Regions from separate parts of the Homo sapiens genome. Here region 2 is linked to region 1. A link is a loop called in an ENCODE intact Hi-C map of the cell type or tissue named here. Cell type or tissue: heart left ventricle. All regions are shown on one strand. Links, peaks and the distances in the headings refer to the core of each region. The heading gives the core; the rest is flanking DNA. Region 1 has its middle 62 kb from the start of LINC02703. Region 2 has its middle 270 kb from the start of LINC02151.

Evidence for each region. A loop is a pair of places that touch in the nucleus more often than their neighbours do. Peaks named below come from ENCODE experiments on the same cell type or tissue, not always from the same donor. Only the 100,000 strongest peaks of a DNase experiment are listed, where the experiment ranks them.
Region 2: it touches region 1 in a loop (4-fold over the local background); 18 of 110 quality-filtered maps call a loop at or near these places.

The regions. Positions count from the first base shown.
Region 1 is chr11:115,974,146-115,989,424 of GRCh38, reverse strand. No RefSeq gene overlaps it. Among named protein-coding and RNA genes, the nearest start is that of LINC02703, 62 kb to the right of the region's middle. RefSeq lists enhancers at 2,636-3,835, 8,431-8,930, 8,931-9,432. In heart left ventricle, for the core only: no CTCF peak of the experiment used is centred there; a DNase peak (open chromatin) is centred at 7,320; H3K27ac peaks cover 881 bases.
Region 2 is chr11:116,218,283-116,233,561 of GRCh38, reverse strand. No RefSeq gene overlaps it. Among named protein-coding and RNA genes, the nearest start is that of LINC02151, 270 kb to the left of the region's middle. In heart left ventricle, for the core only: a CTCF peak has its summit at 8,979 (motif pointing right); a DNase peak (open chromatin) is centred at 8,232.

The DNA of each region.
Region 1 (15,279 bases), core at 3,144-11,143:
GGGATGGTGGTGTATTCCCACAGTGTGGCCAGGGTGGCCAAGAACGATACCCGATCTTGCCTCCTGGTGGGAACGCCTCATTCTCAGAACTGCAGAAGGATGAAGAGGGAGCCGGAAAACAGAAGCTGCACCAGGTGCAGCAGCAGCACTGTTGCTTGCTACAATACACAGATTATTCTCCAGGAGGTAACTACAGCTCTTTAAAACACTGACAATGTGAATGTCATGTCCTATTACCCCATCCTCTGGGCTAATAATAAGATTTTGTAACCATGTCAACAGCAAGAGAAAGAGAGCAGCAAAGTATCCCTTTGATTACATAAAATGCCCAGGTACCTAGTACAGCCTTGTAAATCACTCAGCTCACAGGTATGTGCTGCCTAAAAAAGGCATGAGGTGAGGTCAGGCCTTGCATCTCCAGCAAAGCCAAGGGTGCACCTGCAATCAAGGCTAGGTAAGTAGTAAGCACCTACTGTGTGCCCACAACCATGTTCGGAATCAGAAGCAAACAGAGAAGGGCCAGGTGCAGTGGCTCATGCCTGTAATTCCAGCACTTTGGGAGGCTGAGGCGGGTGGATCACTTGAGACTAGGAGTTCAAGACAAGCCTAGGCAACCTGGCGAAACCCCATCTCTACAAAAAATACAAAAATCAGCCGGGCATTGTGGTGCATTCCTATAGTCCCCGCTACTTGGGAGGCTGAGGCAGGAAGATTGCTTGAACCGCAGAGACAGAGGTTGCAATGAGCTGAGATCGTACCATTTGTACCACTCCAGACTGGGTGACTCCATAAAAAAAAAAAAAAAAAGAAAAGAAAGAAAAAAAAAGAAAAGCAAGCAAGCAAGCAAGAAAACCAGATAAATAAGTAATAAAAATTCAGTTTCTGCTTCTGAGAGAAGTTAACAATTAGGTTAGAGATAAGCCCAAGTGTGGGTTGTAAATACACTGGATTTAGACTCAAAAGACAGAAATCGAGATTCTCCTTCTTCCCTTAGCTGTGTGCTCTTGATGAGACAGTTTATCTCCCTGAGCTTCGGGCTCCTCAGCTGCAAAATGTGGGTGATAATACCTAGTCCTACAAGCCTCACAAACTTCTCATGAGGATGAAATAAAAAATGTAGTTTCTAAATCAATAGTGCAATCCCTTTTAAAACAGAAAAAAATTGTGTGTGAAACTCTAAAATGAAACACAGATCAAGAGCTGAGCTGCTGTAGTTAGAGGGGGCAGGGACATAAGCATGAGGCTTATGTCCTGAGGGTGAGCCACCTCCTGGCCCTGGGGGCACCCAGGAGTACCCTATAGCTCTGAGCAGCATAACGTGAGGACCAGAGAGGAAATGCTTTGAAATAATGTATTATTATAATTATCAAGAATAATACAAACTGGCCATTCATGGAGGTAATTGTAGAAATGGAGAGAAGGGAGAGATCAATGTGAGCTTCAGTGCTTAAATAGTAGTAGGACCCATGCTGCTCCTTAAAGAATAGCAAGCATCTGGGTAGACAGAGAGGAGTAGGGAGAGGATTCCAGTCGGGGCATGGATGTGAGCAATGGCATGGACACAAGATGAGAACTCATGTGTGCTCTTCAGGCACAAAGAAAGAGCCAACCTTGTGAGAGCAGAGCCTGTGTGTACTGTGGTAGTGAGGTGTGGATGTGCTTAAGGCTGACATCTTTAGGGTCAACGTGATTCACATTGGGACCCCACAGGCAGGTACTATGGGAAGACTGAACCAGGTAGGAGCAGGCTGGTGGGTGTCTGATTTTATTGTAGCTAGGCTAATTCATTGGCTTGAACTCCACCTGTTTATTGGAGTCAAGTTTCCTTCATCAAGGGCCATTTACTCTACTAATGATGATCCTTTGCTTTGGATTCTGTGATTCCTAATTGCCGTCTCACAGCTCTCCATGTGTTCTGCTCCCCTCTGTCACTAACTGATGTAGATGGAGGTGTTCACCCCCAGCCTCTATGGAAGCATCCCCCTGAGAGTCCGTTTACTCAAAATTTCAAGCCTTCCTATACCCCCCATGGGGCACACCCACTGAGGTGCCTCTTTAGGTCCTTGTGTCCCTGGGAAGGGCTGTCCAGCCCAGCCTTCTCTGCTGAATCCCCTCAGTCCCCAAGGATGACTGATCTTCTCTGCTTGTCTCAGAACACCTTGTTGTCTTGTCCTCTTTGAAATGCCTGACGGCAGCAAATGCTTGGGTCTAAAAGCAAAATAATGAAATCAAATGAAAGCTCCCCAATTTCTCAACCGCTTGTCCTTTGTCCGGTGTGGTGCACGGCATGCATTATTCAGAGAGAAGCAGCTGTATTACCTGAAGCAGAAATTCTATTTTTCAGGCGCCAGTCTGGAGGGATGGCTGGAGTGGAGTTGATGGCCCTGCCCAGGAGCCTGGGAGTGCTTGGGGGCGGAGGAGAGTCCAGCTTTTGCATTGCATTTGAGGAGGTCATCAAAGTAGCTGCCTAGTCAAGAGAAAGGTCACTTTAGTAAGTGAGCCCAGTTTGAGAGAAGGGAAGCCCAGACAGGCCAGGCATCTATGAAGGGAGCCAGCAGGAAAGATTACAGGAGAAAGCATGCAGACTGTCTGGATGAAGGGGCTCCTAGTTGTTCAGAAGACTTCCAGATATATGACCTGTGCTGCAAATCATCCCCCACAAATACATCAAATACATGAAGATAATATTAATAGGACATAGAATATCTTCTAAATAAGAATGCTATGAAAATCCATGTGGGTGTGTATGGAGTGAGAAGGACAGGGTCAGATTCACGGTCGTGGATTGTACTGTTGTTCTAGAATATTCACTTTTTCCCCTTGAGAGCATTGTGCATCCATGCGGCTTCCCTGTGGCTTGCGGTGGCCTTTAGAAAATGGAGTATATAGCCGGGTGCAGAGCCTCATGGCTGTAACCTCAGCACTTTGGGAAGCCAAGGTGGGTGGATTATGAGGTCAGGAGATCGAGACCATCCTGGCCAACATGATGAAACCCCATCTCTACTAAAATACAAAAATTAGCCAGGCATGGTGGTGGGTGCCTGTAATCCCAGCTACTCAGGAGGCTGAGGCAGGGGAATCGCTTGAACCTGGGAGGCGGATGTTGCAGTGAGCCGAGATCACGCCACTGCACTCCAGCCTGGCGACAGAGCAAGACTCCATCTGAAACAAACAAACAAGAAAATGGATTATATTCTATGCCCCCACCTCCTGCCCCTGTGTGCCAGCTCCCCACACCCCCATCAAGCTTGGCCATGTGACTCACTTGGATTCATGGAATATGAGTCAGTTCAGAAGATACAAGGAGTACAGCGTGTTCGGTCAGTTCTCTTGCTCAGTTCTATTGTCAGATCGGCAGGTCCCAAATTAGGGGCTGCCCTTTCAGCCTAAGTCCCTGAATGAGAAGACTCATGAAGCACATCTGCAGCTGCCAACACGCTCTGTGAACAAGAAATAAATGCTTGTAAGATATAAGCCGCTAAGATTTTAGGGGTTGTTTGTTACCATAGCAAAACTGGCTAATATAGTTAATGTCAATCAATGATGAGGAAATTAATCACATCTGCCTTCAGTTAAGCTTTTTTAAACTTGATTTGTTTATTTAATTGATTGTTGTCATCTTCACTTGGGGTGAATAGCATTGATAAATAAGAGGGTCTGTTTGCTTTAATGAATCCATGGGAGAGTGTTGTTGATTTTTATAGACTCCATATATTAGAATTTGACAAGTCCTATGGCTGGGCCTCTAGCTGGGTTTCCCTTCATTAGTGGTTGACGAGGTCTAAACGTAGCATAGACTTGGCCATTTTCTGCCCTCAACCTGTGGAGAACACATTCCCACAAGCCCTTCCCTGGAATCCTACCTACTTTGTGTGGACAGCCTTCTTCAGCTCCAATTCAGTGACTATTTAATTAAGCCCTCAGTATGCCCTGGGTCTTGGGAGTGTATCTCCATTATCTTATTTGGTCCTCCCAACTATAATAATAGGTGTTATTGTTGCCGTAGTTCATTTAGGTTGCTATAACACAATGCCATTGATTGGGTAGCTTATAAACAACAAAATATATTTATCAAAGTTCTGAAGTCTGGAAGTCTAACATCAGGGCAGATTTGGGGTGTGGGGAAGGCTCGTTTCCTGCTTCATAGATGGCGCCTTCTTGTTGTGAACTCACGTGGCAGAAGGGGCTATCCAACTTATTGGGGATTCTTTTGCAAGGGCACTAATGGCAATCATAAGGGCTCTACTCTCATAACTTCATCACCCCCCAAGGGCCCCATCTCCTAATACCATCCCCTTGGGAGCTCACATTTCAACATGTGAATTTTGGAGGGACATGAATATTCAGGCCATAGCAATTGTTACATAGCTTTTGAAGAAATCAAGGGTCCCAAGGGTCACCCAAGGGCACAAAGCTGGTAAAGGGAGATCAAGACTTTGACCTAGGTTTCTTTATTCTTAGCCTAGCGCTGTCATCACCACACCAAGCTACATGGATTGAAGGTGTTCTGTGTCAGCTTAGCATCTAGGATCAAATTTGCCAAAGGCTCGGGGACATGGGTTCATGGGCTTGTGGTAGGAAGGTGGAGTGGAAGACAAGACCCTTTGTACTTTATACATTTATATTACAATATATATTTTATTGCCCAGCATAAATTCATTTAAATTCTATTCCTAGGACAGGCAGTCCAACAAGCTATGAGACTGAACTCTAGGTAGGTCCTACCTTTTTGGGTGGGACTTCTGTGTCCTCTTGGAAGAAAAGCATTAGTGAAATTAAAAATAGATACCTCTGGAAGACAGCCAGTCTCCAGGGGGACTGTAATCTTTGAAGAACATTCCCACTCTCAATTCTCTGAGAGTGGCAAGGGTGTTGTATTAACAACAACAACAACAACAATAACAGAACAATAGCTTCAGTGTCAACAGATATTTTACAACATGCTTTCATATAAATTGCCCGTCTGCTGCTTGAGAAGGCCACCAAGAGCCGCTGTTGTGTCACCAGGCTGTTGACTGCCATCTGTCTGGGGCTCAAGGATTCCAGGAGCAATGATATTGGACCCCCCCTACTGCTGGGGTACAGATAGGCAGAGGCAAAGAGGCAGGCAATAAAGAGGTGAGCTTGTCCTTGCATTCTTGTTTGGAAGGATTGAAAGATCCTCTCCATGAGCCTAAAAGAAGAGTGTTGGGTGGAAGACTCTATCAGTACAAATATCACTAAGGCCTGGGTATTAGAGGCTTGCTCTCGACATACTGGTGACGATGTGCTGGTTCTATTGCATGAAGTCAGAGACACCTTATGCTGACCCCAGGACTCCTCCAGCCCCTCTCAGATAGAAATCAGTGGGCGGGGGGGGGGGGGGCAGGCCTAGCAGGACTTCATGGAGTCATCTCATGTCTCTCTTGCCTCCAAAAAAATAAAACGTCTCCTCGATAGGCTGGGAAGCCCAGCAGCAACTGAAGAGGCCTTTCCCTGTCCCTTGTACCATCAATTGACTGAACTATAGATTTGCCCTGGCTTCTTATAGGGACTTAGGGAGAAAAAGCAGTAGTTCTCGGTTTACCTGTATATGACTCTCATACAATTTCAGCTCTTGGGAAGGTTTTGTGGGATCCATTATTTTCTCCCCAGCCAGCTGAATTACAAACCCATCTCCTTTAGGACAAAGGGGTCCCAGCAAGAGAGTGTGGATGACCCAGCACACGCTCAAGTTCATCACTAACACACAGCCAACACACAGCCATGGGATGCAAGTAACATCTATCTGAGAAGGGTCAGCATGTTCCCTGGAGTCTGGCCTCAGGTCCTGCAAAGGGAAGGGTTTGGGAATGGACTTTGGAACAGCCAGATCTCCCCACTCAGTGCAAATGAGAGAAAAAGGGGTGGAACATCTTGCTCTTCCTGGGAACTTTCTGAATTGAAGCACACAGCCTGGAATGTTCCCCTAGAGCGGTGCTGAGGTCCTAAAGAAATGCATGGGTCCTACTGACTGTGTGCTAGCCCCTCTCCTTGGTTTTTCTGGACTGGGGGCCCACCCTGTCCCCTTGTGCTAGGTTCTGAGTACATCTCCTTCTAAGCTTTGTTACCCTGACATCTGCATTCTGGCTCACCACTGCAGACTAACATGGCCAACAGAAATGAGGCACACTCTTGAAGAGTTATGATTCTTTCTTTGTGTAAGCTGCTTTGAGATCAAGCAGAGAATCACACATAGACCTGGTTTGTGAGTGTCTCACACTCTGAAAGCCTCAGGCTCTGAATCCTAATCCCTTTCCTTTCCACCCTCTTGTTTCCCTGGAATCCTGGGGAGTAAACAGGTAGCTGCCTGTTATACTGTCCCCTCGGGCCTGCTCCCCCTGGGGAACCCCAGCTCTGCCATACCCCAAGCCTCAAGCTCTCTTCTGAGGGTTTCTTATGCATGGGTCTCTGTGCCAAACCCACGCCAGGCCTAACCTATCCTCTCACGATAGCTACGGAACCAGGAGGAGGCCTCAGACCCCAGGGTAGCCAATTTCCAGCCTGCCAGTGGTCTGTGTGGTGGTCAGGCTTTTAAACCTTCCCAGTGAGTGGTGGCCAGTCCCAGATGGTGACTAGCCACATCTGTTGTACTCTCCCTCAGAAGTCTGAATGTAAGAGGTACAGAGATTTGGCTGCTGAGCTCCTTGGTGATGGTAGAAGCCAGAGAAGCAAACGCTGAGAGTTGCCAGGCTCTTCTGTGGAGGGATTCTAGGTCAGGGGCAAGGCCTGCTGCTGGGGGCATGATCTGCTGACCTTGTCTCAAAAGCTGGTTGGCCCCTGAGCGGCTCCCAGGCCTGTCTTTTCATCAGGCTGCATTCCTGTGTTCTTGCAACAATCTCAGCAGCCTGAGTATATTTATTTTTTCTTGAACCTAAAACTCACACAGAAAGCATCGTTGAGAAACCTGGATTTAGAAGGAAGAGCAAAAACAACTCATCAGAGCTTTCTTGGGCTCTCGCCAGTCTACTACTTTTTTGTGCCCCCTATGACATAATCTGGAGCCTGTCTGAGCAACCCATCTGGGTCAGGTTGAGGGGTGCCTCTGGCCCTGCCTTGAAAGCAATGATCTGTGGGAGGTTTGGAGGACAGCAGGGGAAGAGGCCTTGCCCCTGCTGTTGTGTAGCAGCTCCAGGAGAGGTCAGAGAAGGCCAGTAGGGTGGGAAGGGCTCCAATCCAAGAAGATGTCCCTTTCCCCTTCTCCAGCCACTCCAAGCAGAGGAAGGGGAGAGGTGGGAGAGCAAAGTGAGGATGGTGAGAGTTGTGGTGTGGGCTGGGGGCGAGTGTGGTGGATGGGAGAAGGGAATAGGATTGCAACGTCCCCAGGTCTCTGGCTCTTGGCTTGGGCCCAGTCAGACAGTGGGGAGATGCATTGAGTGGGTGCTCAATGTCTGGGCTGTTCTTCTTGCCTCTAATTTTGGCTTCTAGTCTGATGTCCTCACTTCACCCTCTCTGCAGCCAGAGCTGAGTCTCCCACTCCCCTGGGAAGAAAGGAGCTTTGTCTGCCCAGAAGTCTAGCATGCACAGCAAATGGAGAGGCAGGAGTTCTGCAGCCCACCTCTTTCAGGAAGCTTTCTCTGCTTAATTGTAACAGCACGCTCTTTATTCTAAGTTGTACCACCAGGGAATGTGAGTTGGACTGCCCGACCAGGAGGACAGGAGCCCTGTCAGACTTGCTTAGTGACTATCCTGAATGCTTAACACAATGTTTAGTCCAGGGAAGGGACTCACTAAATACTCAAGGAAGGAAGAAAGGAAGAAATAGTTTCTTTTTTAAAGCCAAAGCGTTTTTATTTTAAATAAAATAATACACAACTTCCAGTACGTACAGGTAGATAGCAATGAACTGTGATGAAGGGATGGGAGAGGGTCCATGACTCTGCATCTGGGCTCCCTTTGTTTCCCTGCAACTGTCTCTAAGGAATCTCTGCATCCTTTGAAATTCAGAGCCAACCCCACCCATTTTCCAAATAAAGAAACTGAGGTACCCAAAGGAAAAGTGGCCTGTCTAAGCCAGAACAGGCACCCAGGCTATTGTATATGTGCTCTGTGGAGACAATGAGTTCACACATGGTAGGTGCAGGAAGCGTTGGATGAATGAAGCATTGGAGGGAGGCGGCAGGAGAGGGGGAGTTGTTGATTCCCAGGCTGTGTGGGCCTGGAAAGAGTCATGAGCAACACCCGTGAGGAAGGATGCTGCACCAGAATCAAATGTATTGTATTTAAATATTCCCCAAGTCATTTTGTGTATTTAAGTCTTAATTCATCTCCTCTAAATCTCTCCAGCTACATTAATGTGATGACTTTGACAGAAAGATGAATAACATTATTAAAGAAGCTTGTGAGCAAATTTCACTCATAAAAATCTCTCATCCACTCACGTGCTCTGCAATGCCCACTCCATGTTTGTTTCTGTTGACTTCCCAAGTGTCTGCTGAGCTGGGCCTCAGGTTGCCGGAGGAAGTACGTGGGAGGGTCAGAGGAGGGAGGAGGATGCATTTCACACCCACTCTTAAATCTTTCCCTTTCGTTAAGAAAATAAATACATCATTTGAACCAAGAGTCTCCAGGAGTGCCAAGATTCAGGCTGAAGAGAAGGAGAAGGCAATGCAGAGCCTGCTTCAAGAAAAACCTCCAGTGGGTGCACAGAATGGGAAGCACAAACAGCAAGTGACTAGGGAGGGTGTCCTCCTCGGTGACCCACGACTCAGGACAGGAGGGACCCTAGCTACAAAGTCATCTTCTGGGGATTCCTCCCAACTGACGCTTTTCAAAATGCTGGCACAGGCCCAGCTGGAGACAGCTCTGGAAGCTGCCATCACATCCTGTTCCTCCTCCCAGAGCCCTGCTTGGCCTCGCTGGCTAGGGATTTATGCCCCTCTTTGCCAAGCCGCCCTGATGAATTGCTTCCAGGATGGCAGCGAAGTCAATGGTATTCATCTCACCGACGTCTTAACCTTCTCCTTTAAATCATTGCTCATGTTGGCAGCCGTTTGTTCGCTCCTGACAGCCTGGCCTGGGCCTGGCTGCTCCATTAATGAGACTCCCAGCCAGAGAAGAGCCTGCAGGGCTTGGCAGGGGCTAGAGGAGCCTCTGCAACCTTCTCCTCGAATGCCATCCCTTCTTTACCTGGCCAAGCTTCCATTTGGTCACCTGGAGTCGGGGAATCTAACCTTAGAGCCCCAAAGGATCCTCCTGTCAGGCACACCTCTCACCTATCACTTACCATATTATTTAAAAAGTATCTGTTGATATTACCAGGCTATTAGCGCTTCTAGGCCATGGACGTGCATGCTTCCTCTCAGTATTCCCAATGCCTAGTGGAGTGGCTGGCTCATAATAGGTACTCAGTGGCTATTTGGTAAACAAACTGTTTAAATTGTGGAGTGGATACAACTTCTTTGGAAAACTACTTGGCAGTCTCTGCTGAAGCTAACGATACCTATGCTGTATGACTCACTGGAGTTTATATCCAACAAAAAGTGCTTGTGTCTACCAAAGACATGTACAAGAATGTTCATGGCAACCTTATTCCTATAGGCCTAAACTAAAAATTGCCCAAATGTCTATCAACAGTAAAATAGGCAAATAAATTACAGGCATGTTTATTCAATGATTCGATTGCATTTGCGTTAATGCAGCAATGAAAAAGGACAAAGTACTATTCATACAATATGGATGAATTTAACATTTAAAATGTCAAACAAAAGATGGCAGATACAAAAGAGTATGTAGTGTATGATTACATTTATATGAAATTCCAAGACATGCAAAAGTTATCTATGATAATTAGAGGTCAGAATGGTTATCTTGGAGGTGGTGGTTATTGACTGGGAGGAGATATGAGGAAGCCCTCTAGGGTATTGGAAATGTTCTAAATTTTGATCTGGGTGGTAGTTATACAGGTGTATACATATGTACTAAATTCACTGGGCTATACACTTATTACCTGTTTACTTTACTGCATGTAAGTTAAACCTTATTAAAAATGGTTAAGAAAATCTGAAATGGTTCTCAATCATTTTGTAATCTGCGCCTCAATGTAATCTCACACTACTGCATATCTAAAACCAGACAAAACTGTTACATTGAGTTGTTTCTATGTTTTAGATTATGAAAACAATTGATATATTGCGTGTGCATTTTTTTACTCAAGAGAATGCCCTCTAGAAATTTTAAACATATCGCTCCCCACTTCCCAACACCCTGAGTACAAATCATCACATTCGAGAATATTTACTTCTTAGCACAAAAGAGACTCATTGCTTCCCAAGACCATGTCTCATTACAGTGAGATTGTAGGTACTAAGAAGAATTAGTAGCTCATAAAGATACGGGAGTTGGGAGGGGTAGGAAGCTGTCATAGTGGAGAAGCAAAGAGGGTTTGTGTCCAAGAACCTCAGCATCCTTAAGAGGTCTGAATTCAAGGTCTTTCCCAAGAAGAGCAAGGGGTATAGAACATCCCTTACCTTATCTCAGCTTAGTTCCCTGAAAACTAAGCCGTGTGCCTTGTGAATTCAGATGCTACTGGATATACATGGGGCTGACAGCTTGAACCACTGCAATCAGTTTGGGTGAAGACAGGAGCTATGAGGGAACAAAGGTATCAAAGCCAGGTCCAAAGACAAGGGCTGGCACTCAGGAATGGTAATAAATGGAGCAACAGAGCTGCCAACAGCTCCTTGGCCTTAAAGCTTCAGCCTGGGTGCAAAATTCAAAAATCTCAAGAAAGAGACCTGATTGGCCCAGATTGAGTCAGTTGACTGTCTCTAGACCTATCTAGGCTGAGACCAGAGAGGAAGACCCAGTATTTTAAATGACTGCTCCTGCATTTAACATGGGGACGGTGGATGCTAGGTGCTATTGAATGAGCAGTGTCCTTAAGGCAGGGCTGGTCAGAGACAATACAATAAATACCCTTTATAAGAAACCTAGAAAGCAAGTGGTTCTTTCTTCAATCTACAGTTGTAGGCAGAATCGGATAAACATTATTTTCTCCTAACACTGTGACCATAAGATACCTATACTTGGTTGATGTAACCTATATATTAACTTCTGTTACGGTGAGAGTTTGTTCATAGTTTGACCTTGTTTTGTTTCCTAGTTCTTCAGTCTGTCTGCCATTTGGCACCCTGGTACCTCAATCTTGTTATTTTGACAATTTCTTGCCTGGATCCAGCATTCATTTACTTCAGTCAACTCCTAGTTGTTGGGTCTACAGTCCAAACGGAAGGGTATGATGGTGGAAACTTGACTGCATATTGTTGAGTTGCTGATACCATCTTGGTAGGTGAGGAGTTTCTTCTTGGGTAACCCATTTAACCTCTTTGAGTCTTATTTATCTTCAGGTAAAAATCAAATAATATTAACATAAAATTCTATCTGCCTTCTTCATTACATCCCTTCGTTTGATCCTCACAACAAATCTATGAGATGGGCAGATATTTGTTAATACAACTCTTTTCTTACATTTGAAGAAAATGAGACTGGGAAAGGTCAAACAAGTTGCTCAGAGTTCTAGATACCGGTGTTAAGTGGTAGATCTCGGATTCAAATTCAGGTCTTCTGATTACAAATCCTCTATTTGCCTAAAGATGGAAGGTTGAGCCAACCAAGTGACTTGTCAGATTCCTTCCAGATTTAAAATCTACAATTCTGTAGAAAATAACAATATTAAGGTAATATTAGCTAACATTTATTCAGTGTTTGCTATGTTACAGGCACAATTCTAAGCATTCTATACATGTAGCTCATTTTATTCACATAATAACCTCATGCTGTACATACTATAATTATGACCGTTTTATGGATGAGAAAACCAAGTCATAAAGAACCAATTACCTTGCCCAAGTTCAAATAGTGAATAAGTGATAGATCTAGAATTCTAATGCAGACTTTCTGGCTTCAGAGCCTGGGTTCTTAACCCCTACTGCCTCCTAGGGTGACAAGAGAAACTTCCTTTAGAACTCTCAAAACAATAGGGACTGTCTGCTCTCTGTCCCTGGGATTACATAGCAGAGCCTCATTGAAGGTTTGACAAATCCTACCAAGGGGATCCAGGGCTCCATGGGAGGGTGATATAGCACTAAACACCTCTAATAATTAGGATGAGAGGTGGTGCAAGATGAAAGGAAAGGAGAAAATGCACTTAAACAGCATACACTGTGAAGAAGAAGGCAAGAAGTGAAGCATGGATTTGGGGGTTCCAATAGGGTTTGAATACTCACTATGTGTTTGGCGTGGATAAATGGCCTAACATTGTTGAACCTCAAGTTCCTCATCTGTAAAATGGGAATAACAATAATCCCTACCTCCTGGGTCTAAGGTGAGGATGCACATGAAGTACTTAGCACAGTGTGTAATATAATAAGTGCTCAATTAATACGTGGTAGCTAGAAATGTTAGATTGGATGAAAGATTAAAGCAAATGAAAACCCCTTGGCTGCGCAGCTTTGTTTCCAAGGAGCTTGCATTCCAAGAGGGGAAGTAAGCCAGAAGAAGAGCATTTGTTGGGCATTCCTATGTGCTCCTCAGAGCAAAGAAGTGCAGCTTGGAATGAGTACTGTTTCAGTCCAGCCAGGAGGGGTAGCGATGGGACCTGGAGGAAACCAAGACACCAGGTAGTGTGCTCTTAACCCAAGGAGAGAGTTTCCCTCTCCATACACCTGGAGAAGATAAAGCCACATCGCTTAAGGAAGGAGCCTCAGTTAACATCCTGGCCCAGCCCTTTATTAGTTGGTTACCTTGAGCAGGTGAGTTACATTCTCTGGTGTACAGCAAGAGGACAGGAAAACAGGTACCTAGGGCTCTAGTCCAGTGCCTGGCACATAGGAGGCACGGTGTCCCTCTTTAGGTGGCCGTTAGTATCATCAGCAGTGGAGACATTACAGTGATGCCATGAAACGTCTGCGCCATCCCTTTCCCTAAACCAGGAGGGACACTATACCTGCTGCCCTTCCCCATCCACCACAAAGAGCAACCCTGGTGAATCTTCCTTCCCCACTGCCTGGATTTGAAACCTTAAGAAATTCTCTTTCTGCTTTACCCTACAACCCACTAGGACACACCAAATATAGCAGAAATCGTACTGTAATTAGAGCCGGTTGAACTAAGCTTTGGGTAATTCACTCAAATATCTCTTGAGCCTCCGTTTCTTCATCTATAAAATGAGAAAGACAATTTTTGAAAGGGTAGTTGTGAGAACGAAACTAGATATCATTTGCACAGATTGATGGTCAAGGTTACTTGAATCTGCCATGAATCTGGAGGGTTGGGCTTTCTTTACCTCCTTATCTCAACCCTCTGTGCATCTTTCCTTCATGCCCTAAAGGGAACATAGCACTGCTGCATGCAGCATATTCTTGTTCTACACAATGGGCACACTCAGAGCTTGGCCTCTGCATGTACACATGCACATATGTACACACACACACACGAGTGCATGGCACACGGGCATCTCCAGGTCATGCCCCCCCCGACACATACGTGCACTGCACACAGACATATCCAGTTCATGCGCGCGCGCGCGCGCGCACACACACACACACACACACACACACACACACACACACGGTATGGCCGCCGTGTGGCGAAACAGCAGCAGGAGGAAATTCCCCCGTCCTCTCTCCCTATGTCGCTTTGTTCTGCCTGCACAGGCAACAAATTAAAACAAGAACCCCCCACCGCCCAGAGCTGCCTGAGCTTCTGCCACATCGGCTCTAATAATAGCTGAGCAGAAAGGCCCCCTGTCCGTCAGGCCCGGGAGCCAGGAGGCAGCGCTTTTCATTCGCAGCCAGAGAAGCGGCTGGGAGCTTTTGCTGTGTTTATTTGGTGTGACTTTGGGGCGATTATATATTGTTTCTTGTCCTCTCTCTAAGTGCTTCATCAGAGGTTGGGGGAGAACAAGGGGTGAAGGGGCAGTAGTGGGAAGGAAAGCAAAAAAGAAATTCAACTTCCTGAGAATACACACACACACGGGGCGCTCCGTCAATGCAGCACCAGCACACGGCAAAATTGAACTTCCCCTGCCTCACAGTGGTCTTTGAAAGCATTCAATTATCTGTCTGCACCTATAGAAAATGTTAGGGATTGCTTCCAGAAGCCTTTAAAAGGGTCTATACATAACAGAGGCGCACGCACACTCTCAGCGGCAGGCTGAAAAACAACAACAATCTATTCATTTACCTTTGAAAAAGCCAAAAAGGTATAAATTCTGCCCAGAAATCAATCTTCCTCTCTCTTTCTTTCTTTGTCTTTTGCCACATCCCTTCCCCACCTCTCACCCTGTCGCATGCTTATTTATTTATTTTTCAGCTAAGGCCACAGAAGGAGCCAAAGAAGGCAATGTTAATGCAGAGGAAAGAAGCTGAGTTTATTTTGCTGGAAATGCTGGGTCCACTCAGGCAAAGCAAAGGCTCCTCAAACTGGTTCCCTGCAGGTCTCCCATTCAAATGGAATGCATTTTCATGGCACACCCACTGTGGCACAGCACCAAGCACTGCAGTGGATGCCACTTTACTGGGTTCTCCAAATGAATCTTTGAAGTGAATGGTGTTCCTCCCACTTTGCAGATAAGGAAAGTGAGGCCCTATTCAGATCTTCTGTCTCTCAATCTAGATTTCTTCCTAGCTATACCATTTTTGTCTCCTTCCTGGGCTCTGACTCACTAGAAAAGACACTACGGTAGGCTCAATGGATCATGTCCAAAGTTACCAACAGCAACAAAAGGAAACTGGTTTAGTGGACAATGTTTATTAAAGGCTGAGAAACACTGTGATGAAAATAAAGATGAAGATGATGATGATAAGGATGAAGTATAGGGAAAAATACTGACTTAGAAGGTGAGTGCCTTAGCTATTAATCTCAGCACTACTACCTACAGCTGTGTGACACAGCAAAAGTCACTTCACCTTTCTGTGTCTTCAAGAGGTTGGATGAGATCAATGGTTTATCCTTAGCTAGGTCTCTAAGGATACCCCTGCTCCCTGCATGGGCTGTGGGGTAAGTGGATGGAACTTAGGAATCTGTTTCTACCAGGGAAGCCCCCACCTTTTAAAATACCTAGTTCATGTCTTGTAGTTCTGCATGATGGTTTGTTAGAAGAAAGGCTCCTACTATTAACAGGATGAGATCCAAAGGCTCTTCCTGTCAGAAGATTCCATGATGTGATGGTATCATGGCATTCAGAATCCAAGGAGCTCACGCCTCTCTCAGGACCTTAACACCACAGAAAGCAATGGCAGAAATAACTTGGGCCTAGAT
Region 2 (15,279 bases), core at 4,678-12,677, 240 kb before region 1:
TGACCCCTTCTCATCTCCTCTGGGGAAGGGATGGGAACTGCCCCTGCCAAATGCAGGGGGATCAGTCCTGGAATTCCATTACCTTCCCTGGGACTGAGACTTGGTTAAGGAGCTACATCCAGCCCTTACTCCTTCTGAATTCATCGCAGATCCAGATTATACTAGATTTAGATTCTATTTCTTTGTATTTTATTCCTCCAACTCATATTTATTGAGAACTTACTTTATAAGTACACAGAGCTAGACGCTAGACATGGAGGTGGGATGGGGAATGGAATTCCATGATGAGTTAATCTTTGCCCTGCCTCAAAGTCGAAATCCAGAGGAAAAAGATTGTGAGACAAGTGTTTAGAATCAATGTGATAAGTGCTAAGTAGAAATTTTGCACAAAGTTTTGCAGGGAGAGGGAAGCTAGTTAATCTTCTTAGAGACTTGTCAGGAAGGTGTCATTTTATTTACATTGCTTAGTGCAAATGTAATTTGCACTATGTCTCTGCAAGTCAAGATCTTGTAGGGATAGGAACATTCCAGGCAGAGGGAACAGCATGTGCAAAGGTATGGAGGCCAGAAGGCAGATGAGGAACTTGAGAAAGAGCCTGTTCAATGTGGCTAGAGCACAGAGTGCATGACAGCAAGTGGTGAAAGATGAAGTGGGAAAGAAAGGCCTCTCTGCTAGTCTGAGAACCTTATGATCACCTCTGCTTCTTTATGCACTGCCTACCTCTCTAAACAGACCGCATGGGCCTTGAGGGGCGGGACTGTGTTGCTGCTGCTGCCTTGTCACTGTCTCATAGCTCCAGGCTCAGCGCTGTAGGGGCAGTAGCCAAAGGAAGAGCCCAGGCCTGGCTGGGCTAGCAGGCAGGTCCTCCTGGAGCCAAAACAGATCCTCCCACGTGAAGTTTGAAAGGAAGCATCTTGCAGCTCCGTCTAATTACAGGGTAAGTGAGCGGGCCTCCCTCATGGTTAATTTGCTATGTGCCTTTATTGCCAGCAGAAGACAGATGACTCACGGAGGGTATTCCATATAGGCCTGCCAGTAATTGTCTTTATGACTTCATGAGCCTTTTATGGGCTCCACTGGGAAAGGTGTTTTATTTTTCTTCTTTTCACTCTCCATTTTCAGTCGGTAAATAACCAACTTTCTGAGAGCAGGAGGAATGTCAAGTTCAGGATGTAGGTAAAGCAATCCCAAGATAGGCCATGGCCATCAGAATGGAGGCTGGGGTCAAAGCAGAGGACAGAGAGAATGAGGACAAGTTGGCACGCTAAAGGGTACATGAAGGGGGTAATGCCCATCAGTGATTAATATACACATCATCAAAATTTAAACATGAATAAATGTTCCTTTGCAGCAGATTTACTTTCTCAATGATGCTTGGCTTAGATTAATGATAATGTGAGTTTATGTTTCCAAAGTATACACAGACTGTTCTGCTTGAAGGGCTGGGGGAAGGAGGTGGGAGTGGGTAGATGGGGAAGAAATTTGTGGTGTCCCAAAAGAGTGTTATGTGGGAGGATAGTCACAAGTACTTTATATTTAATTAGCATCTAGTCTCTCTCTATATGCAAGAGGTGCAACAGTGAGACATTTGTTTAAATAGAATGAGAATGGAGAATGGAAGGGTGTTGCATGTCAGTGGCACTCTGGAGCTGGCTAGCCCTGGTTTTCAAAAACCAGTTGTTACATTTTCAGGAATTTCATGAGCTGTTTTACTTCATGTTGGCAGTTTCAAACAAGCCATAGTGGGATTATTTACACCATGGTAATCGGCAAACACTGCAAAGCAGAGACCCACCCTCACTCGACCGGTTGGTAAACATTTATCCACATACCATTGTTGTCGCCTTCTATACCACTGAAGTGTTTAAGAGGGGGTGAAGGACCGCCTGACAGGATAAAAACTATGGGCTAATATTTATTGACCACTTACTAAGTGGCACGTACCATTCTAAGCACTTCACATGTATTTATTCATTAACCCTTTCAACTCCATGGGGTCGATGCTATTCTAGAGGCTAAAACTATACCCAGAAGGCTGAGACTTAAGAGACGGAGCCAGAAAGGATTATTAGCTTATATCCTCATTTCGTGGTTTTACAGATGAGAAAACTAAGAGCCAGAGAGGAGAAATGGCTTGGCCAAGGTCAGTGGCCTGGAGGTCTGTCTCCTGACTCCCCAAGCAGAGTCTGTTTCTCCTGCTCTTATTCTTCCAGCTTTCCATACTATAGTCCTGTTTAGATCCAGGCAAGAGCTGCACCTAAAGGCCTAAAAGAGGCAACCCCCAGGCCAGAGTCCATGGAATGAGTCCAGTGGGCTCTGTTTGTGTTGTTCCTATTGCCTCTGCTGCCATCGCTGGGGTCTGACTGCTCTCTGCTGCCCAAGTGCCATCCAGGGTTGCCTCTCCTTCCAGTTGCCATTGTCTGAGGGTCCCACTGGAAGCAACCGAGACTTCAGTCTCTCAGCAACCATCTGGAATAACAAGAAAAAATAAATAAAAATAAAAACCCAAGTCAGAGCTCTGCCTGTTAGCCCAGAGTCCTTAGCTGAGGGTGGAGGGGGTGAGCACAGGTGGGCTGAAACTCTCACAGCCCAGTGATTAGCCTGGAGAATTCACCGCTAACTGCATAGGAGCTCAAGGGGAGTCCAATGTGGAGCAGGGTTGGGAAAACGACTCTCCTCGGGAGCTGAGGCTCTGCCGCTTGCTTTGCTGATTGCTTTTGGTGTGAAAAATGTGGCCCGAGTCAAGGAAAAGAGACTCAAGATGAAAATCCCTTCAATTCTTAAATATATAGGTATATTCTAATGTAGACGGCATTCTAATATGGTAAACATTCCAATGTAGACTATAGGATCAGGTAGTCCCAGAGCTGAAAGGGCCTTCAAGAATGCTTTCCCCGCCTCCAGGCATCAGTGGGTGTTGCTGGCAGGCAGGGTGCTACGAAAGGGCTGTGCTGCCAGGGTGTCAGTGGCACCTTGCCAGATAAATTCACCTTTTTTTGAGGCTCAGTTTCTTAATCAGTTGAAGTAGGGGGTTTCAGACTATAGGGACCCTTCCAGGTCTGACATTCTAGATCCTAAACAAAAGGGAACAACATTTCAAAGATGGAATTACGCGCTCGCGCACACACACACACACACACACACACACACACACACACACACACAAATTGACAAATAGGAAAAGCTTTCAAAAATCTCATTCAAATTGCTGGATTTGTCTATTAGTGAGATTTGTTTCTTTGCATATGCTAATTGGTCTTGGCATTAATTAATCTGATTTCATTATATTCTCTTTAATTTGTCAAGATATCATTTTGTTATTGGGTGATGGAACACTTTGGAGGATTGTTAGAATTGGAATATATTTCCCCCTCTTTTAAAGCTCCTGGAGAAAAGTCGTTATCAATTAAGTTAATTTGCATACACATTAGGTTAATCGTTTTAGTTTAGCCAAATTTGTGGAAATTTACATAGCAAATTGACCCTCCACATTTCACTTAAACATATGTAGCACACCGAGTAGTATATTTTGAGTTGCTAATGAAACTGAGGTTATTTTACACGCTTCTTTTAGTAAAAGAGGTCTAATTAGACCAAGTAATTTTTTATTTCATCCGTAATTGCAAAACAAATAAGCTTCTTGGCATTTTTTTTTTCTAGCGGCAGCATCACACGGACAGGGACGTTAATAGGGAAGGCATGTTTTCCTAATTAAGCCCGGTTTGATTCCTGCTCACTGTTCCGGTGTCAGCCCTCTCCAGCTTTCTCCTAGGTACTCTTCTGCCTGAGTTGCTAAGCCTCCTGGTATACCTATTAATAGAAGACTCCCCCACATGGAGCCAACTGAATTAAAAAATGTAACTAGGAAGGCAGGGTGGGAATTTTGACAGATTTGTTTTTAAATTTTTTTTTTATGCCAGAGAAGAGAAAGTTGAATTCAAAAGGGGGTCTTGCTTCTCTCCATCAGGGGAAGAAAAGAGAGAAAAATAGCTTTTGTTCTCCCCCAGAAAAGAAGTTGGCATAACACATTGGTGGTGTTTCAAAAGTGACTCCAGGGGCTATCTTATTCAGTGCTGGAAAATTGGCTGTTGTCTCCTCTTCCAGGACTGTGGAGCAGTGGAAAGCTTGTAGTAATGTGGGATAGATGAAAAAAAAAAAAAGGGGATCTGGGATCTGAGCCTTTGCGGAGGGGAGGCGGAGGGGAACTTCTCTTGGCCTCTGTCCTACAGGAAGTGGGAATTGTGGGTGAGGGGAGCCGCAGGGAGGGATGTTGGTATAGCTGCATGGAAGTTGTGCTCCTCCTGTTTCTCTGGATTACATAAAAGACACACAAGAGCTTGACCCACTGCCTATGCTGGATTTGTTTTTTTCTCTTCTGGCAAACATAATTTTGCTGAGTTGTAGGGGAGGGGCCTGGAACGGGCAACAGGTAAGGTTGGGCAGATAGAATCAGAAGTGGGTGCTGCACCCTCAGAATAGAGTCAGGAGACTTGGGCTCCAGTCCTAGCTCAAGATAGCAAAAAGCGGCCACAATATCACTTCTCTTCATGTCCCTACTCTTTACAATGTGAGTTTACAGCTCTTTTCATCAACAGGTAAAGTCTATTTCCAGCCTCTGAATCTGGGCTGTCCTGTGACTTGCTTTGGCCAATAGCATGCATAAGAAGTGACGATATGCCAGCTCCAAGCCTGGAAAGTCTTGCTTGAGACTTTCCGAGTTCACTCTCTGAGAACCCTGCTACTACCCAGACCAGCCTGCTGGATGAGTTGGTGCCAGACGTGTGGCCCAGTTGCCCCCATTGCCCAGTTGATGCTAGCCGATGCCCAGAAGCAGAGCCACCTAGCTGACCTTCAGGGAGCCACAGATTAAATGATAGATCCCAGCTGAACCCAGCTTAAATTTCGAACCCACAAACTGCAAGCTAAGTAAATGTTTGTTACTTTATGGCACTAAGTTCTGAGGGTGGTTTGTTAAGCAGCAATAGCTAACTGATACAACCATTAATCAGTCCTTGGGAAAATTTCTCTTCATCCTTGGGCTTCAGCCTTCTAATCTCTAAAACCAAGTGGGAGTAGAGAATCCTAATCTAAGTTTCCTCCCAAATACCATCTTCCTATAGCTAAAAGAGCCTGAGATTTGACCAGAAGGGACTCCAGATGGGGCACACTAGGCTGTTATTGGGCACTAGCACACTAAGGGAAATGAGTTTATCAGCTCCTCTCTAGATGAGAAAGGGGTATAATACATGCAAGGAGGAAAGAGAGCATTGTCTGTCTTGAGACAAAGAACAGGAAAAGGAGATAGTGTTGGGGCCTTGAAATGTCATCGGGTGAAGAGGTAGTGTGAGTGTGTGTGCATATGAGACATCTGAAGATGAAGTTACTGAAACTCCAGAGGACGGTGGAAGGAGCGTGCTTTGAATAACCATGAGTCCGATAACACTGCATGAGTCTATGCAGCAGATTCTGAGCCTGACACATCAAGGTAGGGTACACAGCCTGCGGGCTGCAGGCCCAGCCATAGGCCCCAGAGGCCGATGGCCACGCGACGGTGTGGGTTGGTGCAGAAAGTGCCCAGCCAGCCTTTGGAATGGGGTTTCTCAACTTGTTTCACCATCATACATAGATATACCAGGCACATACAGGACACTTTGCTGGCATGACTGGGTTATGAGTGATCCCTGCAGCGGTCTCTTAACACTTTTATTTACCATTGAAGAATATATTTAGACCATCAACTGGAAAATAAGTAAACAAAATGTAGTCTATCCATACAATGGGATATTATTTGGTCTTAAAAAGGAATGAAGTACTGATACATGCTACAACATGGAGAATCTTGAAAACATCATGCTAAGTGAAAGAAGCCAGGTCACAAAAGACCACATGCTATATGATTCCATTCATAGAAAAGTCCAGAGCAGGGAAATCTATATAGAGAGGAAGTGGAGTAGTTGTTGCTTAGGTCTGCGGTAGGATAGGGGATGATAGCTAAAGGATGTGGGGATGCTTTTTGGAATAAATATGTTCTAAAATTTTCTGTGGTAATGGTTGCATAACTCTGGGAATACATTAAAAAATCATTGAATCGTACGCCTTAAATGGGTGAATTGTGTAGCATTTGAATTATATCTCAATAAAGCTGTTAAAAAAGAGTACACTTAGGAATACAATGATTAAGAATGAGAGGTACAGTGCTTAGCTTGCATAATCAGGGGTTAGTATTTGTGAAATGAACGAACGGCCAAAGAATAAATGAAAAAATGTTTTTCCATGGTTACATTTGAATTTACGCTGATTTAATCAAACAAGTTATTTGTAAACTTTAATTTTTTATTATTTGGGATGCATTACTTCTGAAATACCTGTCAGTTCATAGAGACCTGTGGGTTAAGACATACTGTTCTGGAAACATGCCTATTATATAACATTCCTGTTGTGGGGCTCACCTACTGGATTGGACCCCTGGATATCATGCAGGCTCTAGACAGGTCTGAACTTTCCCTGTGCTCTTGGGTTTCTGAGAAGCCAACTGACCCCATGAGTTTTCCTCATCCTGGCCGCACCTCCACTCCCGCCCCTCCTCCTTTCCCACTGGCCCTGGCTGCTCAGGTTCCAGCATTCCTTGTGTTCAGGCAGGAGTCTGGCAGCTTCTTGCAGTTTCCCTGATGCTAAGCCAGAGAGGGCAGACCCTCAACTGAACTCAGCCACCATGATCAAGTCCTTGAGCTGGCAAGGCTGAGGCACTAAATCTTGATATCAGAACCCTGGGCATATGCAGGTGTGGAGAGACGTGTGCAGGGTCTTGGACCAGGGAGGAGTCCTGGATGGCTGAGTGCAGGGATACCTGGCCACTCAGGTCTTTGAGGCAAGCGGGAGATAAAGTTAGCTTGATTTATTTATTTTTTTTTAGCATCCTCTCACTTTTTCTTTCAGCATCATTCACCCACCGTCTCATCCTGTTCCCCTTTCTTCCCCAGTACCCTAGGCTGTCCTGGTTCTATGGCATTTTTGTAGCCACACCATTGGCTTAGATATAATTATTGTGTGTGTTTTCCATGTCCGACTACATTGCTGGAGGGAAAGGCCACACTTATTCGTCTTTGTATCTACTCAGTGCCGAACAGACTGACTGCCTTGCACACAGGATTAATATGTGTTAAAAGTGAGTCATTTTTGAGCAAAGGGGGCTGGCCAGCATTATGGAGATCACACTCCACTGGTGCCCCCCTTCTTTGTATGAATAGAGAACTGGCCTTAGGTGACAGAAACCTTGTGTGAAGTTCAAATTCTAGATCCAGGCAGGAAATGGACACATGTGAACTGGAACTGGTCCTATAACACAGCAGGGGGTGGGGACCATGTGAGCAGCTGGAGAAATTGTGCTCTGCCTAAAACATCCAGAAACACATCAGAAAAAAAAAAAAAGAAAAAAAAAAAGAAAAAGAGAAAAAAAGAAAAACAACTCCCGGCCAAAAATCTGTGTTTGAAGTCTCCTTTGCATGAATCTTGTGACAAGGTCAAACTTGAACTCTCAAACTTCAGGGAAAAGGTGACATTTTTGGAAGTTTTCCAGCAGCGGCGAGGTCAGGAGGCGTAGCATGAACTTGGACCCAGAAGATAAAAATATTAGCTTTGACTCTGTCATTATTAGCTGTGTCATATCCAGGCAAGGCATTTCAGATCTTTGTACTTCACTTTTCACTTATATGAAATGGATGTACAAATGACAAAATAAGGTAGGTGAGTGCATGTTGTAAAATGTAAACATTGCTATACAAAGGCAAAGTTCTAGGGTTCTCAGTAGAAACTCACACAGCTTCTCCTAGGGACCGCAGGGGCCTCAATCTTGTCATCAGTCAAGGGCCAGTCAGTGTTGGGTGTGCCACTTCCCATCCCCGTGCCCCCCCACCCGCCACTTGTCCTCTCGCTGATCCAGGAGCAAAGTAGAAAATGGCATTTCTGAATGAGGCTGACAGTTCACCAGGCACGAAAACCCACCCAGTTGTGACTCAGAGTTTTGGAGGCACAGATAGAATTAAGGAAATGTTAATGTATTCGCATCGCTTTGCCTCCTGCCTACACAGGCATAAGCAGTAAAGAGGGAGGATGGGGTGGGAGAGGGGACAGGGAGATGGGGAGTTGTGTTGATGAGCTCTGGGGGTGGGGGATGGGTGGAGACTGTAGGGTCCCAAGGCTGCCTGGCTACTACAGCTGGGCCTGAGATCCCCAGGGGACAGGGAGGGATCTGCTGGCATCTGGTCTCTGCCAAGACAGTCTGCCGCCCGGAATGCAGTATCAGCTTGGGCACAAGGCTAGAGCAAGTGGGGCCCTAGGGTGCATGTGTGTGCCCACACAGGGGATGGAGGGGTGGCAGGAATACAAGCTGGATAACCCAGAGCTGTCTGCGTTAGCCTTGGTGATGTGCCTTGTCAATGGCAAACAGCCATTTAGAATCAGTGTCTTTTCCAAATGAAGCCCCTGAATGTTGTATGCTTAATACGATCTATCTGTCTATCTGTGCACTTATGCAGGGAGCTGGCTCCCCAGGGCACAGCAGCCAGTATGCTACCTCAGCACAGAATAATCCCCCGGGAGGCTGCCTCCTTTTCTCCCCCTCCTGCGGGGGGGCCCCAGAACCAAACCCCGAGGGGTTGGGATGAGTGGTTGCTAGTTTGATGGGTGTACGTGGAGGTATCTTGTATTACTGTTTCTGTTACTCACTTTTCATTGCTGAATGCAAGTATCTGTTACAGCGTTTGCCAGCACTGACTCGATGCCATCGTGGGCACCAGAAAGGCAAAGACACACGGTACTGCCCCGCAGGCTCACAGGCTACCTGTAATCAAGGCCTGTGACCCCTCGCAAGAGTCCTAGCACCTGGCTGTGGGAGGTGCCCAATAAATGTTATTGACAGAAAAAGATGCTCTTTGTAACATCCAGCCAAGACTCAGGGATAATCTCTGTTCACTTCAATTATGGGACCACTAGGGGGAGCCCCGGGGACCACTGGGAATGTAAGGTGCTGAATCTTCTGGGTTCTAAAAATGAAGGGTGCTCTGGAATCGGTGCAGGGGTGGCTTCCCCATAAGGAGGGTTGGGGGTGGGGGTGGGGTGTCAGGAAATGCCATAGTGTGTTTGCCTGGGGAGATTCCAGCTTAGTCTTCCTTCTGTCTGATGCCCTCAGCATCATCCAACTAAATGTCCACAGGAGGGCCCAGTGTAGGGTCAGTGACCCCAAGAATGGAAAGACCTTGTGAGGAGCTCTGGGCAAGGAGGCCCAGCCAGGGGCATGGAGCGGGCACTGGCTTTGAGAATCCCAGGTGGGGCTCCTCCCTGCTTAGCCAGGCTGGGAAACCCTTCACCATTACTTGCCAGGAAAAGCAATGGTCTCTCTTGCCCTCTCCTCCCCTTCTCGGGTCTTAAATGTTTTAAACGCCAGTCTTCATGGTTTGATGGAGAATTTTACACCAATGCAGAGTATTACCTAGTTAATTTGGCTAGAATAGACTGTGATTTTACACGGTGAGGCTGTTGCCTCCTGAGCTAACAGTTCCATATCCATGGGCTTGGCAGCCTGCTCTCCTGGAATCTAAGGAGCTGAGGGCCATCTGCAAATGGGCTTCCTGAGAGCTTCATGGGAGGTTGGAAGACAAGAGGGGGACCCAGTCAGATTCTGGGCTTGCTCATTCATTCCTTCAGTCATTCATTTATTTATTTCCTTCTTTATTCAATAGTTGACTTATTCAGTATTTCTTAATTAAGTTTGTTTATTTTATTTATTCATCCAACAAATTTTTGTTGTGGGCTTGAGAGGTGCCAGATCTGGTGCAAGGTCCTGGGAATACAGAGATGCATCAGCCCCTGTCCCTGCCCTTTAGGCACTCACATGCCAAAGAAAGAGGTTGCAAACAGCAAAGGAGGCCAGATATTAAGACTGGCTGCTTGGGGGGCTATGGCACACTCTGGAGCGGTGGAACTTGACTGCCCTTGAAGGACCTACACTAGGCAAATGTATTAGGATGTTGACTTGGCGATGGGATTGAAAGCTGGGTACAATAAGTGGTAAGAACCACATTCTAAAGAGGGACATCAACCATATGGACTTCTTCAGGGGTTATTAAGAGGCAGATCTGGTTGTGTCACCACCTCCTCACCACTTCCTAGTACCCAACATCCCAGGCTATGGAAGAAGAGAGAGGAGCAAACCATTCTTTTAGAATGGTCTTTTAGAGACTGTTGAGACATTCTCACTCCCTCCCAGAGCCAGGTGAGGGGGAGGGGGCTCTACAGGAATTATTGATGGAGATTGGGGGTACCTATAAGAAGAGAGATTTACATCTCACTCCCCGGAAAATGAGACATTGCAGTGCTTTGACTGGATTTGAGGATGGCGAGCAGGCTCTTGGGAACGCTTGCTCTGTGTCTTCTGCTTGCTTTTTTCCTGGAGATTTCTGAAGTGGGAGTAGGGGTGATAGGAAGTAAGAAGCAGAGTGGCTTGTTGAAACAGCTTGGACCAAGGCCACAAAGAACTGTAGAATAGTGAGCCTGGGAAGAAGATAGGGCAGTCTCCCTTGAATCTTAATCCTCCTCTGCTCTCAAAGGGCCCCAAAGAAGACCCAGAAGGTCATGGATCAGAAAGAGCAAGGAACAGAGGAGGAGGAGTTTCTGTGGGGCTGTCTAGGTGGCCATTAAACGAAGGGAGAGCCTTCATTTAGGGGTTGGGGGATAGACTTAGGCAGGGGGCCAAGGTAGCCATGCTGTCGCTTCCCGACATCAGTGCCAAGAGGGGCAGGTGACATAGAACACCTATGTAAGAAAATGTGTATCTTGTGCACAGAAATCATCACATGGGCAGAGCCACCAGCAGGAGATGAAAGCAGGCTGAGCCAATTAGAGATTTCCCTGTGGGATCAGGCCACCAGTTATTACAATCATTCCAGCTATTTCTCCTGATTTCCCTTCCTGTTCTCAGCACTAATGGCTCCAGACCCAGGAAAGTGACTAGGAGTATAAGGTGTCTGTCTATGAGTTTGTTAATGAGAGATTCCAAAGAGCACGATGGAAGGTGTAGCTAGAAAAACAAATGTCGGTGATATGGTTTGGCTGTGTCCCCACCCAAATCCCATCTTGAATTGCAGGTCCCATAATCCCCACGTATTGTGAGAGGGACCCAGTGGGAGGTAATTGAATCATGGGGTTGGTTACCTTCATGCCGTTCACGTGATAGTGAGTGAATTCTCACAAGATCTGATGGCTTTATAAGGGGCATTTCACCCTTTAGCTCGGCACTTCTCCTTGCTTCTGCCATGTGAAAAAGGACATGTTTGCTTCCCCTTCTGCCATGCTTGTAAGTTTGCTGAGGCCTCCCCAGCCATGCTGAACTGTGAGTCAATTAAACCTCTTTCCTTTGTAAATTACTCAGTCTCAGCTATGTCTTTATGAGCAGTGTGAGAACAATCAGATTTATGCCCTACTGAGTACAAACTGTATAAGACCTGAATAGACAAAGAAAAAGGGGAAACACATTTCAGGCAGAGGTGAGCACATGAACAGAATGACAGAGGGGCAACAGTGCATCACAGAGAAGTCTGAGTAGTCTGGTGAGACTTGGTGGGCAAGTGCATGGGGCAGGAGAGGATGAAATGGTTGCTGTCACATGCTCCCCAAAAGAACTTGGAAATGACTTCTAATATAACATCCTTATCTGAGCAAACGGAGAACTTCACCTGGCCTCTGCACTTTGAAAGGCCCATTTAGACCCTCTCCCCTAACAGGTTTATTAAAGAACACATGGGTTCCTCTGTTATTGGATTCCCGTGTTCACCCCTGGCTTGGAATGATCCCTAACCCTAAACATCCACACCCAAGACTAACCCTGCTTAGGCCCCAGAGAAGTGCTTCTACATGTCTTTTGCCCTATGTCCTTGAAACAAAAGGCAGCTGAGTCAGAATGCCATGAAAGTTTGTGGATTGTGCTGTTGCCCACAAAGGAGAGACAATGCTTTGGAGTGGGTGGGGGGGGAACCAGGGATTGAAGCAGTGGGAATGCTTAGATATAAGACCAATTAATTACCTGTCAAATCCTTCCTCTCAGATAGCATGGGTGCAATAGAGTCTTTCATAATGAAGTATCCACAGTGCTGAGCATCTATTTTCTTGTTTTCTTTGTGTTTAAATTCGTGGTTCTGGAGGTATTCACTAATTAGCATGGTATTTGCAATAGTTGCTTGTAAAAACTGAGAATCATTTTGCAACATTAAACAACTTATATTTTTCTTAAATGTCTAGATATAACATGTATAAAGTGTGAAACAGACTGACACAGATTCTCTACATTATGAATTTAGATATTGCTATAAGAAACAGTGATGAAAATAAACTATTTTATAGTATTTTCTGAAATGATAATTTATCGTATGTGACCACAGTATACTGTTTGGAAACAAGTAAAATTCAATGGTCATTTCTGAATATATAGAAGTGTGGCTTTAAATTGTCTTTTCAAATTTCTACTGCCTCAGCAGAGAAGTTTTTCCCAATTGAAGTTAATGAAAAAACGATTTAAGAACTACAACAATTCAAGAAATGTTGTCTAAGTTGGCGTTGATCTCAATAGAATACAAATTATGTAAACATCTTAATTATAACAACATAATTAGGGATTCTGTTTAAATAAAGGCAAGAAAAATAATTTCAGAGTAAATATATAATGGTTTCTGAATTATTTTATCTTTGTTTTATTACTCATCCAAACATTGTCAGCACCCAAACATGTGCAATAATTAAATTCATCTATCTTTGATATTTGCCAACTTTCAGTCATAATAAAAGAAATCCATGACTTTATACTTATGTTTTGACAAATGCATGAAAGTGTATTTGTCAAGGTAGGGGGATGTCTTAGTATGTCCTGGCTGTGATAACAAAATATCATAAACTAGGTAACCTATGAACAACAGAAGTTTATTTCTTATGGTTCTGGAGGCTGGGAACTCCAAGATCAAGGTGCTGGCAAATTCAGTGTCTGGGGAGGGTCTGCTTTCTGGCTCCCAAATGGTGGCTTCTCATTGTGTCCTTACATGGTGGAAGGGGAAAGAGATTTCTTGGGCCACATTTATAAGGGCACTCATCTCATTTATAATGGCTCCACTCTTAGGACCTAAACATTTCCCAAAAGGTCCCGCCTCCTAACACCATCACCTTAGGGGCTGGGATTTCAACATATGAATTTTAGGGGAACACAAGCACTCAATTTATAGCAGAAGGTAAACATATTTATCAAAGTTTATTATCTTGATTCATACCTTTTAAATATTTAGACCTATGGTTTGTGGGCCTCTGTTTGCATCCTTGTCCTGGGCCCCACCGATGCTAGGAAAAGACCTGTGCATCCTCTGGGACAATCTTGGTTGACTTCTCCCAGTTTCAGCCTTTGAACTTATATTGTGGCCCTTGAAGGCACAGGAAGGGGTTTGGCAAAGGTCTAACTCCTCAATAGGTCAAGCATTGGGACTTAGAGATTTTCTTGTTCTTCTTCCTCATTTTATAGGTGAAGGAATTGGGTTAACAGAGAGGCTAAGTGTCTTGCCAGGGTCACCCAGCTACCAAAGCACTCAGAGGCTCTGGAATAGGGCTGGAGTAGGGACTGAGGTAGTGGGAAAGGGGGAAAATGGAGAGGAGCTGGCATAGAGGCACCTGCACCTCAGCAGCTCTGAAATGCTTCAGTTAGCAGAGCTCAGCAGTGCCGATGCAGGAGAAGAGTACCATGCGGGCCCTTTGTGTGCCCACTACCTTTGTGTGATCTGGGAGATGTTCCCAGCCCTTTCACTACCTTACTCTCTCTAAGCCTCGGTTTTCCCCATTGTGGAATGAGCAGCAAGGACAGGATGATCTCCAAGATGCCTCTTAGCTTCCACGTCCTATGTCTGCGTAATTCCCCAGAGGCTGCAGGTTTGTGGAACTCTGAGGACTGAATTTGGCCTCAATCCATGTTTCTCCTTCATTTCTAAAACCACACGCACTTGCTGGAACACTAACTCCATCTGGTCTTGATTCGCTTCTTCCTGATTTCACTCTCTGCTGGAAAGTGCTGCATCCTGCCTGAGGCACCTTAGGGAGCTGCTCTCACAAACTCCCTGGTTTTTCTCCCCTGAGGCTTAGCAAGTCAAGCATTGCCAAGAGCTCCCTTCCTTCTGCCCCAGCAGAGAGGAGCAACCACCGTCTGGGTGAGCAGGCTTTTGCCTTCTTCCCTGGGGGCGGCTGGCAAGCTGGAATCACCAGCTTACCTCCCACAGGCACCTGGAGGCTGTCTGTGCCCTTCTTGGCAGGCTGCCCTCTCTCCAGGAAGTCCAGCTTTTCAAAACTTTGATCCCTTGTTACAGTTGCATCTCCAGTATGCCCACCCTTGTCCCAAGCTCTTACCCAATACTGTCCTCTTACCCTTCTCTACTCATTCTCTCATTTAGGCAGGAGGCAGTATAGTGATTAAGAACCTGAACTTGAATTCAGCTCTCCTGTTTATGGTCTGTGCAGTTGTCTCTGGGGTGATTTTCCTATCTGTCAATTGGGCATAATAATTCTTACCTAAGGGGCTGTTGTGAAGTACAGTCCTTGGAAGGGCCAGTCACGGTGGCTCATGCCTGTAATCCCAGCACTTTGGGAGGCCGAGGTGGGAGGATCACTTGAGGCCAGGAGTCCTAGGTCAGCCTGGGCAGCATAGCAAGACCCCATCTGTTGAGGTTTTTTTTTTTTGAAGTACAGTACTTGGTACACAATAATAAATAATGTGTCTTAGTCTTTGATCTAATGAACATTTGTGAAACATATTGTGTTAGAGTCTTCATTAACGTCCCTAGGTTTCCTCCAGATTTTATTAATAGCCCTTCACTTTCTTCTTAATACCTAAATAAAATAATCTGAGCTTCCATCCCACACACCTCTGGGGAGTCCCTCTCCCCCATAGTTTTGAGGGTTCTCTGGGTGGCCTTGTGTTCTGCTGATGCCTTGTGGTTCTGAATTCCTGCCCCTGCCTCAGTTCTGGAGCCCTCTCCTCAGGTCTTGTTTTCTGCTTGATTTGCTGCCTGCCCAGATTTGCCCAGTATGTGATCAAAAACCTTCTGACTTCCCAAGGCACCATTAGTGTAAGTTGTGTATGAGTGACAATTTTTATAGGGCTTTTGAGAACAGAAGGGTATTAAATGTCTGAGAAGAGAAAGAAATTAAAATTGAGTATTTGAAATGGTTTGGCTGTGTCCCCACCCAAACTCATATTGAAT